2 separate regions of the Mus musculus genome follow, and region 1 is linked to region 2. Evidence: chromatin loops called from intact Hi-C (ENCODE). Cell type or tissue: left cerebral cortex. All regions are shown on one strand. Each heading gives the region's core, and the rest is flanking DNA. Links, peaks and the distances in the headings are about the cores only. Region 1 has its middle 43 kb from the start of Arhgap40. Region 2 holds the start of Actr5 (ARP5 actin-related protein 5).

Evidence for each region. A loop is a pair of places that touch in the nucleus more often than their neighbours do. Peaks named below come from ENCODE experiments on the same cell type or tissue, not always from the same donor. Only the 100,000 strongest peaks of a DNase experiment are listed, where the experiment ranks them.
Region 1: it touches region 2 in a loop (2.8-fold over the local background); 31 of 42 quality-filtered maps call a loop at or near these places.

What each region holds. Positions count from the first base shown.
Region 1 is chr2:158,551,663-158,559,994 of GRCm38, reverse strand. No RefSeq gene overlaps it. Among named protein-coding and RNA genes, the nearest start is that of Arhgap40, 43 kb to the right of the region's middle. In left cerebral cortex, for the core only: a CTCF peak has its summit at 3,543; DNase peaks (open chromatin) are centred at 3,085 and 3,542; H3K4me3 peaks cover 259 bases.
Region 2 is chr2:158,621,426-158,629,742 of GRCm38, reverse strand. It overlaps Actr5 (ARP5 actin-related protein 5), which reads right to left and starts at 4,830. Exons shown (of 9, transcript NM_175419.4): 1 at 4,227-4,830; 2 at 3,187-3,416; 3 at 1,517-1,686. The coding sequence starts at 4,601. In left cerebral cortex, for the core only: CTCF peaks have their summits at 138 (motif pointing right), 671 (motif pointing right) and 4,835; DNase peaks (open chromatin) are centred at 124, 684, 4,241 and 4,826; H3K4me3 peaks cover 2,220 bases; H3K27ac peaks cover 1,051 bases.

The DNA.
Region 1 (8,332 bases), core at 187-8,186, 70 kb after region 2:
CTTTGAGGTCTTCCTAAAACTTTATTGTGTGTAAACAGCGTTCCTAAACAGTAAACGCTCTTATTTTAGCGGCACAGTTCCAAAGAATTTGGACAAATGTTACTCGATAATCCATGCCACCCTCTCTGGTCTAGCTAAGACACTTTCCTTACCCACAGAGAGTTCCCTGGTACTCAGCTGTCAGTCTTGCAGATCACCCCACAGATCCTTTCCTCCCACAGGCTGTCCGTCTGTCTCTGTCTTAAAGCCCACTCCCACAGTGACACACCAACTCCAACAAGGCCACACCTCCTAATAGTGCCACTCCCTGGGCCAAGCATATTCAAACCACCACAGTTACCTTGGAGTTGTAGACAAGGCCAAGTTTTATAATTGGGGCTTTGGGTCCGTGCCATCAGTGGTGACCCAGGCTTGCCTACACTCTGGTCTCAGTCTCAGTCAGCCAAGGGGTGTTCCCCAATCCTGTTGACATCCAATCATCAAGGGGGTGTGGCACAGAGGGCCTGGATGCCTGGTCTGCTTCTTAAAGTTAAGGTCTGATGTCAGCTGACCTCATAAGGATGTAAGCACTAGCCTTCCGGTCTGTCTTTTTTGAGTTGTGGTTAGGGTCTAACAAAAGCAAACAGTGACAAATAGTGAGTGACCTATGCTTGGTAAGGCAGTAAAACCAGTCACTTGACTAGATTTTTGAGGGGTCACCCACAGCGGGCCTGGGTGAGCAATGAAACCCCCAACCCTGGATGTTCAAAATCCTTCCTGAGGCTGGGCAAGGCTCTGCTTTCTCAGCAAGGTGATCCCTGGCCACAGTGGGGCCTTCCACACTGCCTGGGCCCCTCTAGGAGTTCTGGGAACCAGTGTCTGATGAGAGATGAGCTTGGAAGGGGGCAGTGGGAGGCACTGAAGGGGTCACAGCCGATTTTCCCAGTGGCCCCAGTCTGTTAGCTGGGCTCCATTACCTAAGCACTGACAATGTGGGAAACATGGACTTGCTACGTTTTTGTAAAGATGAAAGGCTCCCTGTATGCCTGACCCATAAGAAGGTGGCCAGGAACTATAAGCACCCGTGATTGATCGGCCCCCTGAGCCGGCTGCTTACGGGGAAGTTTTAGGAGAGGGGTTGCTAACGAGCAGACTGTCCTGCCTGCCTCTTCACAGGGCACATGGCTATTCTAGGGGAACTTCTTTGCTGAGGGACTTGGAGCTTGTGACATCACCCACCTGGCTTCTGTCCACAGCCAGTCTTTCAAAGCTGGATGTGAGGAGCTAGAGAGTTGTTGGCTCAGCAGTTTAGAGCACTTGCTGCTCTTGTGGGGGACCCAGGTTCAGTTCCCAGCACCCACATGGCAGCTCACAACTTGTAACTCCAGTTTCAGAGGGATCCAGTGCCCTCTTCTGGCCTCTGTGGACACCAGGCATACACATGATATACAGATGTACGTGCAGTCAAAGCACCCATACACACAAAAATAAATAAATATTTAATAGGATCTTACTATGTAGCCCTGGCTATCCTGGAACTCACTCTGTGGACCAGGCTGACCTCAGACTCACAGAGATCCACCTGCCTCTGTCTTTGAAGGTGTGCACCACCACACCGGGCTTAAATAGATAATTTTTAGAAACTGTCACATAGTGTATACATATTTCAGTGTGGAGGGTGTGTGGGAAAAATAGAAATGAGAAGCGGGTGCCTCACAGAATATCAAATATAGTATTGATGTTAAGTATTAGAATTTTTGTACCTTACAAACGAACTCAATGTTACTAATTTAAAAGAGCTACTACCGACTGCCAGATATTAAGGAGACTTTTGGACATTGCTTTCTTTCAGAGTTTTTTGTTTGTTTGTTTTGTTTTTTGAGACAGGGTTTCTCTGTATAGCCCTGGCTGTCCTGGAACTCACTCTCTAGACCAGGCTGGCCTTGAACTCAGAAATCTGCCTGCCTCTGCCTCCCAAGTGCTGGGATTAAAGGCGTGTGCCACCACTGCCCGGCTCTTTTGGAACTTTTAAAAACGTGCATGGGTGTGCATGCATGTATATGCATATGCATGTGTACGCACACACATCCCATAATACACATGACACATGGAGGTCAAAACACAAGTTTCCAGAGTCCGTTCTCTCCTTCTACCATGTGGGTCCCAGGGATAGAACTCAGCCATCAGTCTTGGCCTAGAACCTGAACCACTGGGACACCTTGCTGGCCCTGACGGGTTTCAAAGGGTATGTGTGACTCATACCACACATGTGGTTCAGTAAGTATGATACCACAGAATTTCTTTAAAATTGAACTTTAATAAAAGTTAAGTAAATTAAATTTTAAAAATAAATTTTAAAAATCTGGCCACGAACTGAAGGAATTACCAGTGGAAAAGCCAAAGGCTCTCCCTGAGACTTGTTATTCTCAAAATGTCTGCTCAGCTAGACCTGGCCTGAGCAGACCCTAACATCTCTTGGGGATGGATCCAAGTGGGGCAGGGTTAGAGTACCCCAAGGAAAACAGCATGGAGCCTGGAGTCTGGAGCATGCAGAGCAAGAGGGAATGGGAGCCACCCTCATGGGAGGGGAGCTCAAGGCTGCTGCTGGGCCAGAGGACATGGCTTGCCAAGGGGTTTGCTCAGGGCCTGGCACAGCCATTTGCCTTTTCTCCACTTCTTACTTTGAGCTCTCTGAGGGTACAAACAAGGTCCAAGTCAGGTGGCCGTAAGGCATGGGGTTCCATGAAAGGTAAAGAACCAGGGTGTGTGTGTGTGTGTGTGTGTGTGTGTGTGTGTGTGTGTGTAGTCGTATATTTTTCATAAAGAAGAAGAAGAATCTTAACGAGAGGGAAAAGTGGGGTTTCCTGCATTTCCCCATCCCTTGCAGCCCTGTTAGGCTTGCTCCCACCCACCCCTCTCTGTGACGCACTCCCACCCTCCCCTCAGATCCATCAGGGCCCATTGTTCTCTGCTCTCCTCAGTCCAAAGCTCTTGATGGATTTGGTAATTGGGGTAATTACGGTAATTTTACCTTAAAGACAGACAGCTGCGGATTCCCTATTGGGGAGCCCCTCCCTGGGCCGCCTGCCAGCATTCAGGGACAATGACAAGTGGCTCCCATTCCCCTCCCCCAGAATACAAAGTGGCTGGGTAGGGGTGGGGGTAATGCATAGACTGTCCCTTTGGCAGCCCACGGTGGGGGTTGGGACAGCAGTGTCATTTTCCTCTCCACCACCCAGCCTTGGTTCTAGGGATTTGTCAACCAAACACACACACACACACACACACACACACACACACACACACACACACACTTTTCCTTTTCCTTTTCAGGCCTGAAAACCCAGGCAGATAAACCCCACTGTCCCCGGTGCGGGGATAACGTCCCTGAAGGACGCCTAAAAGGCGTCCTTCCTTGCACCTATCCTTGTAATTTCTAAGGATAAGGGACAAGAAAGAAAGGTGGTCTTGGTCTTTGAGTGTCATTTGCCCCAAACCTGGAAGCACCTGCCAGGCTCGGAGGAACCAGAACCCGCGCTGCTCTGCCCCCAGCGGCATCTTGTGGAACTGCATCCTAATCCAAGGCCCCAGATGGCAGAGAAGATCGCTGAATGCTCGATCTGTCAGTATAGAATTTCAGTATAGAAGGGAGTCTCAGAGAGCAGAGGTATTCAACCAAGGCCACCCAAAATGTGTGACACCATCACCACCACTACTACCACCACCACCCACACGCGTGCGCGCGCGCGCGCGCGCACACACACACACACACACACACACACACGCTGGCGTGCCTGACAGCGAGAGCTCATGCAGGTACTTGAAGCCCACCAGCAGGACAGGGTCTTGCAGAGACATTAAGAGCTGTGTTTAGGGGGAGCTGAGGCAGCCTTGGGTAGCCTCAGAATTCCAAGTTGGTGGTTTCCTTCTTCCAAACCCTCCTGGAATGCATCTCATCACCAGGCAGCTCACTGTTTCTGTCACCACTAGGGATATCCCAGCCTGCAGCGTCTATGTCAGGAAACAACTTCCTTACACTTTAGCTCCAGCGCACTGTTCCTCGCTGCTTGGGGAGGGGGGTGGTCCTTCCACCTGCCGCTTGCTTACCCGCGAGCCTCCCCTTAAACTCCACTGTGCTTAAGCACCACATCTCTGGAAGCACCCCTCTCTCTCTCCATACGCTGCGGGGAAACTCTAGCACTGTTCCAGTTCCCCACTCCACACACTGAGGGACCCTGCTCCCTCCCACCACCCCCATCCTGTTCTCCTCGGTTGCCCATTGTAACCACACAGCAATTTGTGAGGTGCCCTATGTTAACGTTTCTCGTTTCTTCCACCAGACTGCAGACTCAAGAGGAAATGTGGCCTCTGTTTGGAATCCTGTAGCTGAGGGAGGGAATTCTGTTACTGTGTGTTGGGAGTTCACGGACATCACTGACCCATGAGAAACAGGTTATCCGGGTCTTTACCACCAAGGAAGAGGGCTGGTGGCTTCAGAATAAGTCAGCTTGCCCCGCAGGCTCCCTGCCCTCATCCTCCGCTGGGCAGCACTTCTGGGTCTCACTCTCTCCCACAGTGTAGGGCCCAGACTTCCGGGATAGGACGCCCGCACCCCCATAAGCCCCACCTCCTGTGCTGAATAGCAAATCCCTGAAGGTTGGGGGTGGGGAAGGTTGGGGGTGGGGAAGGTTGGGGGTGGGGAAGGTTGGGGGTGGGGAAGGTTGGGGGTGGGGAAGGTTGGGGGTGGGGAAGGTTGGGGGTGGGGAAGGTTGGGGGTGGGGAAGGTTGGGGGTGGGGAAGGTTGGGGGTGGGGAAAAAGAACAGGATGAAAGAGCTGTAGGGTGGTGTATTAGTCAGGGTTCTCTAGAGTCACAGAACTTATGGATAATTTCTAAATAGTAAAGGAATTTATTGATGACTTACAGTCGGCAGCCCAATTCCCAACAATGGTTCAGTCGCAGCTGTGAATGGAAGTCCAAGGATCTAGCAGTTACTCAGTCTCACGCAGCAAGCAGGCAAAGGAGCAAGAGCAAGAGCTAGACTCCCTTCTTCCAATGTCCTTATATTGTCTCCAGCAAAAGGTGTAGCCCAGATTAAAGGTGTGTTCCACCACACCTTTAATCCCAGATGAAAGGCATAGCCCAGATTAAAGGTGTGTTCCTTAACTCGGAGATTCAATCTTCTGGAATCCATAGCCACTATGGCTCAAGATCTTCAAACCAAGATCCAGATAAGGATCTCCAAGCCTCCAGATAAGGGTCACTGGTGAGCCTTCCAATTCCGGATTGTAGTTCATTCCAAATATTGTCAAGTTGACAACCAGGAATAGCCACTACAGGTGGACTGAGCTGTCCCTCTGCCCTAGCTGCCCGAAAGGCCTCTCTGATTCATACACCCTGGGTGAATTTCAAGGCGACCGGCTAGAATTTTGCCAGCTCCTTCTATTTGCAGGTCTTTGCGGCCAGCAATCCTTATGGCTGGTTCGTTTACAACAGTTTGGAATCTGTTCATGTGTCACGTCCTTGTTGGATGCATCATAGGCTCATTCTACCCGCCACGCCACCTGGGCACCCATGACACCGGTACATGTCATTGGGGTACTCTGTCCAAGGTCTTGCCTGTCACAGAAGTGGTTAGCCTGCCTGTACACTGGCATCGCTGGGGTTGTGGAGAAATCTGTCATGCAAAATCTGTCCCCCATCATCCCTGCTCCCCGCCCCCAACAGCTCTTAACCAGGAAAGGGAATCCGCAGGATGCAGGATATACTCTATCGCTAGGGGTACGGCCCACGGCCCACACGACTGAGGCACAGAACTCCCAGTAGCTCTGAGCCCCAGTTGCCCACAGGCCTGCGTTGGAGGGCCCAGATCTGGAGCACTCTAAGCCCCACACGTTCCTAGCCTCCTCTCTCCTCGCTATCCATTTGATTTTCTCAACATGTGATGCCTTTCATCTCAGAATTGATGTCTGTCTCGCCCATCTGTGAGCTCTGTGCAGGCTGGGTTCTTTCCTGCCCTTTGCAATACTCTGAACTTAGCTCAGCTCCGAGCTGGCCACTCATAAGACACTCACCACCGCTGCTGAAAGCCTGCAGACCCCTGACTCCATCCCCACGGTTCTCTCTGCAACTTGAGCACAGAGTACTGGGCAGACTCCCCGCAGCCTGTGCACATGGAATGGGATCCAAGGCTATGTCTGACCCTGGGTAGCCCTGCTAAATGCTGCCTCTCCCTGGGATGTATGCCCTTGGCTTCTCTCATCTCCTGCCTGGCGTCACCACTACCCTTTGCTCTTCCCACTGAGGACTTCTGGCTAATTCCCACCCCATTTTTCCTCTCAGACATGTGGGAGTGGGGGTGCCTTGCTATAGAAACCTTAGCGGATTTATGTTGGTCCCTTGCAGACAGCACAATGTCTAAGGCTTTACTCTTGGATGTCTAGACTTTAGACCTGTCACAATGTGCTTCCCAGTGAGGGCTGCCTTCCTGCCTTCCGACTGTCTGCCCCTTCTCTGTGTCCTCACCTGGCCTTTCCTGTGTGCTTTGGGTGGGGAGAGGACTCCCATGATGTCTCCTTTTCCCATCAGGACACCCTACACTATAGCCTCTTAGAACTTTAACTTTAATTTGGATATGAATCCCCTTAAAGGCTTCCTTTCCAAATACAGTCACTTGGGGGTCTGACTTTTAAGTATGGGTTTGGGGAGAATGTGATTTGGTTCCTAAGAGGCTCCGGACTCCAGCCCAGACTGCAGAGCCTGCAGAGGCTGGGCCCCCACTGTGAGTTGTGCTAAGCCGGCAGAGGAGCTGCTGTGAGATCATCAATCATGAAGATGGCACTGGCTGGAAAGCGATGAGGTCTCAGATACCACGGAAGATGAATGGAGTAATGGACATGCCATCGAATTGGGCTCCTCCCCCGCAGCCAGGGCTTCCCTCCTGCAGTGGTAGCACACAGCCAACCTGGGGCTCCCACAGAACATCCAGCACACGTGCCTACCTCCTGCTAAGGTCAACCAACTCTCTAACTACAGAACTTGGGGTCATTCCTGCTAGTTGAGAAAGTGAACATGGTAAGCAATAAGACCAGCATAAGCGCTGAGACCCACCCATGTGGGGAGAGTAGCAGTTACCACTGCAGGCTGCCTGCTTCTCCTGAATAAGGGGATGGTTTGGAGAACGGTATGGCACACACCCTATGAGTTTTCTCATCTGTGTCTACCAAACAGGCAGGTCAGATGGAGACAGCAAACCAGCTGAGGTGCAGAGGACAGAATGTGAACACATTTGTTCATCCAGGCGAGCAGTTTTTACTATGCATTTATAGTGGTGTCTGCCCCCCCGAGGGGCTGCTCCCCAGTCAGGGAGATGGAGTAAAAACTCAGTCAACAGGACTATTGCAGGCAGTGTTAAAATGCTAAGAAAATAATTAATGATGGAAAGAGTCATGTATGACACACACACACACACACACACACACACACACACAGAGAGAGAGAGAGAGAGAGAGAGAGAGAGAGAATGAATGAATGAATGAATGGACATTTGACCTGAGACCTGACATGGAAGGAGCCGTGGGAAGGGATTCTATATGAAGACAAGTGGAAGGGTAAGAGCTCTGAAGCAGAAATGGACTTGGGTTCTCTGGGGACCTACAAGGAGGTGCATGTGTCTGGTTGTTCAAAGGCAGATGACTGTGGAGAGGTGGTCAGGGGCATAGGCAGCCTGGAGGCCAGGAACAGACCATATCACTGCTTTAAATGCTTGAGAGTCTTCTAGGTTTTCAGTGCAAGGCTTTTCCCACGATTGAGATCATCATCATCATCATCACCACCACCACCATCATCATCACCAACGACAACCACAACCTCCATTACCGCCAGCACCACTGTTACAGACTTTAGGCCTGAAAAAGTACTGTTGGTTGCATGCAAGTCTTTCTACAATGATTTGTAGCTCTTTACTCCATGAGCTCCTAACCACAGGATCACCCTCATCCCCACCAGCATCACCACAGGATCACCCTCATCATCACCATTATCACAACCATCATTACCACCATCAGCGTGCCATAGGATGAAGCAGATGTTACCAGTGCAAACCCACATCCATCCCTCCAGGATCACAGAGTCCGTCTGTGTACAGTAACCATTTTGAACTGCGCCTCTATCTCTAGTCAAGAGCTCACTGGCAGTCAGAGCCACTCGGCCAGGCCCTCAGTCAGCCTGGCAATGCCCATCATAGTCGGGAGCAGCCTGTATTCAGTGGCTGGACTTGACTCCTTCCTCTGTCCTCCCATGTGCCTGCCACCCTTGTCCTTTACCCCTGGGATGGGGTGACTCAAATGGACAGT
Region 2 (8,317 bases), core at 1-8,000:
ATGCGGACACAGCAGCAGCACTGAAAAGGGAAACACACAGAATCAAATGCTGGTTGGTTTGTTTACTTATTCTGTGCAGGAGTGTTTTGCCTGCATTTGAACAGGAACTACCTGCATGGCTCATGGAAGCCACAAGAGGGCATCAGCCCCCCTGGATCTGGGATTACATATGTTTGTGAGCTAGGACTACATAAACAAAAGCAAAAATAAGCTAGTATCAAAGTATATCAAGAAAAGGGAGCCCACACTCACAAATTCTCTTTCCATGTCTATCTCCCCAGTTTCTTTGTACCTCATAAACCACAGGTGCTTAACAAAAGTGCTCTGAACACACAGCTTGTAAACACCACTTAATTCTCCGAATATGGTTAAGATGAACCCTTCAATTGGGAAGCTGAGACAGAAGAGCCAGACATGTGACGTTAGGCTGAGCCTACACAGGAGACTGTCTGAAAGGAGAGAGGGCGAGGGGTGCAGGGAGGAAAGGCTGATGGTAAATTTTATGTCTTATGGTTTGTTTGTTTGTTTTTAAACACAATTAGGATTACTTTTTGTATGCCTCTGTGTAATTTTTTTTTTTTTTTTGGTCTCTTTAAACACCACTTCTTTATATTTTCTGTGTATGCGCGTGTTTAAGGGCACTATGTACATGCCCACTGAAACCAGTAGAGAGCAGCAGATCCCCTGAAACTGGAATCAGGGATGATAGTGAGCCACTCCTAAGGAAACCCAGGACCTCTGCAAAAGCAGCAAGTGCTCTGAGCCATTCATCCTTCCGCCTGCAGGTTGGTTTCTTTGAAGCAGCATCTCACACAGTCTTTGCAGGCTTTGAGCTCACTGTGACACAAAGATAACCCTGCATATCTGATCCTCCTACCTCCACCCTGAGCGGTGGCAGTGACGCCTTTAATCCCAGCACTTGGGAGGCAGAGGCGGGCGAATCTTTATGAGTCTTTGGCCAGCCTGGTCTAAGAGTTGAGTTCCAGGACAGCCAGGAATATACAAAGAAACCTGTCTCAGAAAAAAGCAAACCAAACCAACAAACAAACCAAAAGATTGAGATACTTAGAGGCTAAGGCAGGAAGATGGAGGATCTGAGACCACACTGAGGGACAGTGGCCAGCCTGAGCTATATAAGGAGACTCTGACTCAAAAAGAAAAGTTCAGGATATGTGGGAGACTGAGAGGTGCTCTGACATCACTCTAAGGATGTGAGATAAAGCATTTTCAATTGGTGTCAAACTTTTTTTTGGCTTTTTAAGACAGGGTTTCTTTGTGTAGCCCTGGCTGTCTTCGAACACTGGACTCCACAGAGGCAAACTGCAAAAGCTATGTTGTGTGACGGGACAACATAGTTTATGTTTATGACAATTAGTTTACTTAATACTCTCACCATGTGAGCACCGAAAGCAGAGGTGGATCTGAGCGAGCAAGAGTCAAGGACCCTTCACGGTCAACAGAGTTGGAAACCTGGAGCAAGTTCCTCTGTATCACCCGCCATGGCCCCCTGTGTCACCTGCCCCGTAGTCCTCGGCAATGTAGCTATGCTCCTGCAGGATCTCCTCCATGCGGCTGAGTGTGATGGCTGCCAGGTGGCCTGGATACTTCAGCTGGAGAAGCCGCTGCAGGTAGCCAGCTGCCTGACTTCCTCCAAGATTGATGCGCTTGCAGTTTTTGGCATCGAGCCTATACCGAAGTAATAAAGAACAACACTGAGAGTCAATGCAGCAGAAAAGACAAAATGTAGACCATCTTGGAAAGCAGAACTGAATTCAGACAAAGGGGCAGACTAGACTAGTGGAGGGTGAGGACACCTAAAACCATATCAGGAAGATTCCCTTGGTTCAGCCTCTTACCCAACGCCAGAACTCCTACTGCAGACCCCGGCATGTGGCCCTTTAGCTTCTACCGCAGAAAAGCGGTTTAGGCCAGTAGTGGCACATGCCTTTAATCCCACCACTTGGGAGGCAGACACAGGCAGAGGCCAGCCTGGTCTATAGAGTGAGTTCCAGGGCTATGTAAAGACCCTGTCTCAATTTAAAAAACAAAACAAAAAACAGTTCAGTAGGATGTCTAAGTGACATGTGACAAGTGTGTTCTTCTGGGGGCTCCTGGGAACACGTAGCCTAGAAATAATAATAATAAAATGGTCAAGCAGGCCAATCCCAAGGGCTACTTGCTCTGGGCCTTAAGAGTCTGATTTCACAAGCTTCCTGGGAACTGCTTCTCTCCACAATCAGACGAACAAGCACATACATGCTGGCTGGTAAAGGGACCAGAGCCTCATCTTAGCAGGGCTGCAAAGCTAAGCGTCCACGCTAGAGCCAGGGCTCGCTGCCTGCGGCACACAGCCCTTCTGGCAATGTGGGAACTTTTAAGGGCACAATGCTAGCTTCATCACACAAGAAAATAAAACAAAACTAAACTCAGACATGAACAGACTAAAACCATCTCTGTCTTTTATTCTACTAAACAGTTCTAGAATTGCCTAGTATGTATTAGGCAATGTAACCAAAAATAAAAGGTATGGACAATATGAATTAAAGAGTTGGCAGTGCAAGTTTTTTTTTTGGGGGGGGCAAAAAAATCTTAATTAAAAATTAACTCCAGAATACCAAGATGGTCTAAATTAAATGATTCAACTAAGAGAAAGGGAGATGGCCCAGCAGTAAAGGCACTTGCTGTCAAGGCTGAGGACCTCTGAGTTCAATTCCTAAGACCCACATGGTGGAAACAGAGAACCAATGCCCTTATACAGTTCTCTGCTTCCAGCTTCCTGTCAAGCACTGTCAAATCCAGACAGACAGACACAGGTGTGCTCCTGCATGCATAAGCACACACACAAATTTTAAGAAGAAAGAAAGAAATATAATGGAATAACTTACTCAAACCATGCTTACTGAATGCCTCCTATGGGCAGGTATCATGTTAACTGTTCCCCCATAAATCAGAATTGTAACACTGTATAACTGTCAATCAGACATAAGACCAACTTGAAGTCCCTCCAGGAGGTCCCAAAGGGCAGGTAGAGTAACTTCTGAAGGCACTCACTGATGTAGGTCTGAGCCCAGCTCAGTTAAACCACCTAGCACTTCCCAGACTTTCCAACAGGCACCTTTTACGTCCCATGATTCCAGGCAGCCCTAAAACGATGCTTCTCCCACACAATGCCACGGCACAGCTCACCTCCCTTCCAAGACCGGTAAGATGTGTGTGCACTGGTAGCCGGATGAAATGATGAGGCCGCTGGAAAGGGCATTCTTGGGCACGTTGTGGTAGAAGCTGAAGAGGCTGTCTATCCCATAGGCAACCTTCGGGATCCTGTAGCATTCGAAAAGGAGCTCCGACATCATTTGACGGGAGTAGAGGGGGTTACACACAGCCTCTGTCAGAACTATGGGATGATCAACGCAGCCCTACTTTGAAAGACAAGCACAAAGAGACAAACGGAAGCATGCATGAAATGCAAAAATAACCCCAAATCCTTACGCAGGACAGAATTTACTTTTGAACTCTAATTTAAAACACGAGGTCGTGGAGGGAGACACTCAAGGCCAGACACGAGGACTAGAGAGAACACATTAGAACCCAACTCTGTTTCCCAGCACCTAATCTCTGACTCCAGTCACAGAAGATCACCTGCCTAAGGCACCTACACTCTTGTACACATTCTCACACATATAACTTTGAAATAATACATCTTTTAAAAGGTGCTCACGGGCCATTTTAAAGAATACATTTCATCTCTATTGGAGATTATTTTGGGAAGCCAAAATAACATGATCAATTTAAGCTTTTCGTAGGTCTGTCTGTCTGTTGGTTTTTTGTTTTTTTAAGATAAGGTTTCTCTGTGTAGCCCTGGCTGGCCTTGAACTCACAAACATCTGCCTGCTTCTGCCTACCGAGTGCCCGGATTAAAGGGCCGTGAACCCATGCCCGGTTCATTTTAAGTTTATTAAGTCAAGCTTTGGCTAAACTGTTAACTGATAAACCCCGTTGGTTTTATCTTCAAAATACTTCCAGGATCGGACTGGTGCTGGTAAAACTCATCTCACTTGGACTATTGCAAACTGGACCCTTGTGCCTGAGACAGCCCATCCTCTGGAAGATAAAGACTTCGTGGTGTACCCTTAGCTCCTAGCACAAGGCTGACGAACTTGTGTTCAATACCCTACTGCCTGGCATGACGGCTGAAGCCGAGCGCGCCCTGCCCGGCAGGCCCTCACCTGCGAGGAGACGCCGAGGTGCTGGAAGCTGTAGTCCAGCAGCAGTTCCTGCAGTTCCAGGTTGACCGGGACGTTGCGATCGAAGGGCGAGCGCAGCATCCAGCGCAGAGGCTCCAGGCTTCCCAGCGCGTTGCCCACCTGCGGCCCCGGCCCGCCGCGCGCCCCGCCGCGGCCGCGCGCACACACGGCGCGGAACTGCAGGCGAGGCTCGGGACCGGGGTCCGGCCCGGGGCACGCCCACCCGGCCCGAGCCTGGAACGACCCGTTGTCCAGCACCAGAGGCACCGGCTGCGACCCGAAGGCCACCGGCCCGGCTTCGAGCACGGGATCCGGAGCAGAGCGGGCATCTCGGAAGCGGAACACGTTGGCCTCCATCTTGGCCAGCGCCGGTCCCGCCCCGAAGCCGAGTGCGTCACGAAACCCCGGGCCGCGTCTGAGTCTCTGGGCCCCGAAGCGTCCGGAAGCCTCCTCCTTACGGGAGGACTCGCTGGTTTCAGCACCTGATTCCCGCCTGGCGCTCCAGAACTTTCTGTGGGTTTCTATTCCCCGCTGATCCAGGCCTCAAGTCCAACCGTAGCTCCAGCTTGTCCGCAACAGCCTCCTTGTGGCCACGCCTCTTCGCGCTAACTGGCTGTCCACGAGCCCCGCCCCCAGCTCCGAACATGGAGGCGTAGCCACGCCCCTTGCTCTAACTAAGGGACCAAAGGCTCCACCCACACTGGGCTGGACTCCGCCCCTCCCTGTCCCCTTACTCTCCCTTGGTCTCTGTCTGCATAGCCTTGCAGATCTAGCCCTTAGTTTTGTGACCGTGTTAAGCTAATCTCCTTCCCCTTTGACTTCTTTTTCTGTTCATTTGTTTATTTATTGCGTGATGGGTGTGGGAGCGTGCCAAGATGCCTGTTCTCTTCACCCAATAGGTTCCAGGGATGGAACTCAGGGCCCTCAAGGGCCCAGTCAAACTCCAAACTCTGAGGTACTACTAACTTCAGTTTCTGGGAGTGGCAGCTAAAATGAATATTTAGTGAGTTTGTAAAAATTCATCAAGCTGTCTACTTAAGATTGAATATTTCACTTTTTGTTTTGTTTTGTTTGGTTTGCTTTTTTGAGACAGGGTTTCTCTGTGTAGTTCTGGTTATCTTGAACTTACTCTGTAGACCAGGCTGGCCTCGAACTCAGAAATCCGCCTGCCTCTGCCTCCCAAGTGCTGGGATTAAAGGCGTGTGCCACCACTGCCCTGCTTTGTTTTTGGTTTTGTCTTTGTTTTTGTTTTTAATCATGTCGTTGTATCTCATGCTGGCCTTCAACTCTCAGCCATCCTCCTGTTCCAGCCTTTTATGTATTAGGGTTATTGACATCTCACACACACACACACACACACACACACACACACACACACAGATACACACACAGACACACCAGTTTACCCCTTGTTTTGGAGTGCATTCTATAAAAGCTTCTGGAATACAGAAGAGGATATGGGAGATAATTTTTTTGAGACTGGATCAAGTGGGAGATAATTTTTTTGAGACTGGATTAAGTGTCTTCATTTTATCCATTGCCTGATTGAACATTTGACTGAATTCCTACCAGGACGGCTCCACCCGATAAGATTGCCCTGAAAGCCTGCTGACCATCCTCCCCTCTCCCACCCACCACCCAGCTTGCAGCTGTTGTTTGGGGCTTAGACACCCTGATCACCACTCCAGCATTGTTTTTTTTTTCTCTTTCCTCTTTCCCCAAGCACGCCACGACAACTCAAGTTTTCTGTTTTCTTGATTGCTGTATTTTCTTTCTTCTTTTAAGCTTTAGCCCTGCACTTTGAAGGCTGGTTTATTTACATGACGTTTTAAGAAAAGTGGCAAAAAAAAAAAAAAAAAAGCCGGCCTTGGTGGCGCACGCCTTTAATCCCAGCCCTCAGGAGGCAGAGGCAGGCAGATTTCTGAGTTCGAGGCCAGCCTGGTCTACAAAGTGAGTTCAGGACAGCCAGGGTTATACAGAGAAACCCTGTCTCGAAAAACAAAAAAACAAAGAAAGAAAGAAAGAAGGAAGGAAGGAAGGAAGGAAGGAAGGAAGGAAGGAAGGAAGGAAGGAAGGAAGGAAGGAAGGAAAGAAAGGAAGAAAGGAAGAAAGAAAGGAAGGAAGGAAGAAAAAAAAGTGGCAGCCCACTACGGTGGCACGGGCCTGCCATCCCAGCACCTGGAATGCGGGAACAAAAAGATCTAGACTCTAGATCTTACAGTTCATGGCCAGCCTGGGCTACACAGTGAGATGGAGGCCAGCCAGGGGATCTGAGATCCTGTCCTTGCCATTTTATTTTTTTGCATTTTTTAAAAAGAAAAAACGTAAATAAACAGAGGACCATCAAGATGGTGAGCAGTTAAAGACACTGATGCCCTCACAACCCAAATTTGATCACAGGTCCCACAGGGTGGAGGAAAGGAACTGACTCCTGCAAGTTGTCATCTGACCTCCACATGCATGCATGGTATATGTACACACACACACACACACACACACACACACACACACACGAAAGAAATTTGAAGTCACATTACCCTGCTGAAACCCAGGTTTTAGTTTGCTCCATCCTCGGGCCATAGTTCATGCTCCCCACTTTCCAGGAAGAGCACCCATTGCTTTTACACCAAGAGGTGCCTGCAGGTTGTACTGTTATCAGTTCAAATTCCCCTGGGCCTTACCTACTTCTGCTTCCTTCCTGGGAACCTCCCATGGTCATTCTCATTCCTGCCCAAAGTCTCCCAGTTGTCCTGAAACTGCCCAGGTAACAGTCCAGATGTGCCTACTACTACATCTCTTCTCCCAGAATCCTTCAGGCCCTTTTTGCCATCAGTGGATCTTAACTTTCCTAATGCTGCAACCCTTTAATACAAATCCTTACATTGTAGTGACCCCCAATCATAAAATTATTACTGTTGCTTTGCAATTTTGCTAGTGCTATGACTTGAAATATAAATAGCTGATATTCAAACCCTGTGAAAGGGACGTTCAACTCCCCCTATGGGGTCATGACCCACAGGCTGAGAACCACTGCCTTACTGAGTTCTTCCACAAAGGCAGAACTTCGAGATTCTGTGCCAACACTGTTTGTGATGGTTTGTATAGGGAGTGGCAGGATTAGAGTATGTGGCTCTGTTGGAGTAGGTGTATCACTGTCGTGTGGGTTATAAGACTCATTCTAGCTGCCTGGAAGTCAGTATTCTGCTAGAAGCCTTCAGATGCAGCTCCTCCTGCACCATGCCTGCTTGGATGCTGCCATGTTCCTACCTTGATGATAATGGAGTGAATCTCTGAACCTGTAAGCCAGCCCCAATTAAATGTTGTCCATATGAGTTGCCTTGATCATGGTGTCTGTTGACAGCAGTAAAACCCTAAGATACCACTGTCCTGGCAGACAGATGTTTTCCTCATTTATATTCATTGTTTGGAGCCACAAGCCAACATGATTTGGTATTTATTGTATGGCAGAGACTTAAGTTTAACAGCTTTTGTGTTTTTCTAAATAGCCCTTCTTCCTAGGGCCAGCCACAGCTCTCTTTTCTAGAGCACATATGCCATCAGGTGCCGTGCTGGCTTTCGAATGTCCCCACTCCACACCTTCCTTTCCTGGTTCTTCTCTGAGAACGGTTTCTCTGCCAGGAGGCTCCCCGCTACCTCACACACATCGACTACATGGTCACACTGGCAGAATTCCTAGTCAGAAGCCGGTACAGGGTATGCACTCCAACTGTGGGAGATGCAGTCAGCCATCTGGGTTGAGAGATGAGCAGTACACTCAAAGGTGACAGACACAGTGTGACATTAGAAGGTGGGTGCCACACCTTATAACCTATCATTCTAAAACCTCCCCTAAAGCTTCTAAACTTCTAGAACCTACAGTCAGAGAGCCCCTCATCTAAAGTCTCCAGAGTGGGGGATTTCCTTTGCTCTGTGGGCCGCTGTTAGATCTCCTAACCCAGCTTCTCCCATGGTGAGCAGCTACTTCTGATAGAAGCTACTTAATGCTGGGGGTTCTCTTAAACCCTCACTTATCACTTGGCCTCGTGAACTTGAGGCCAAACGATCTGGTTCTC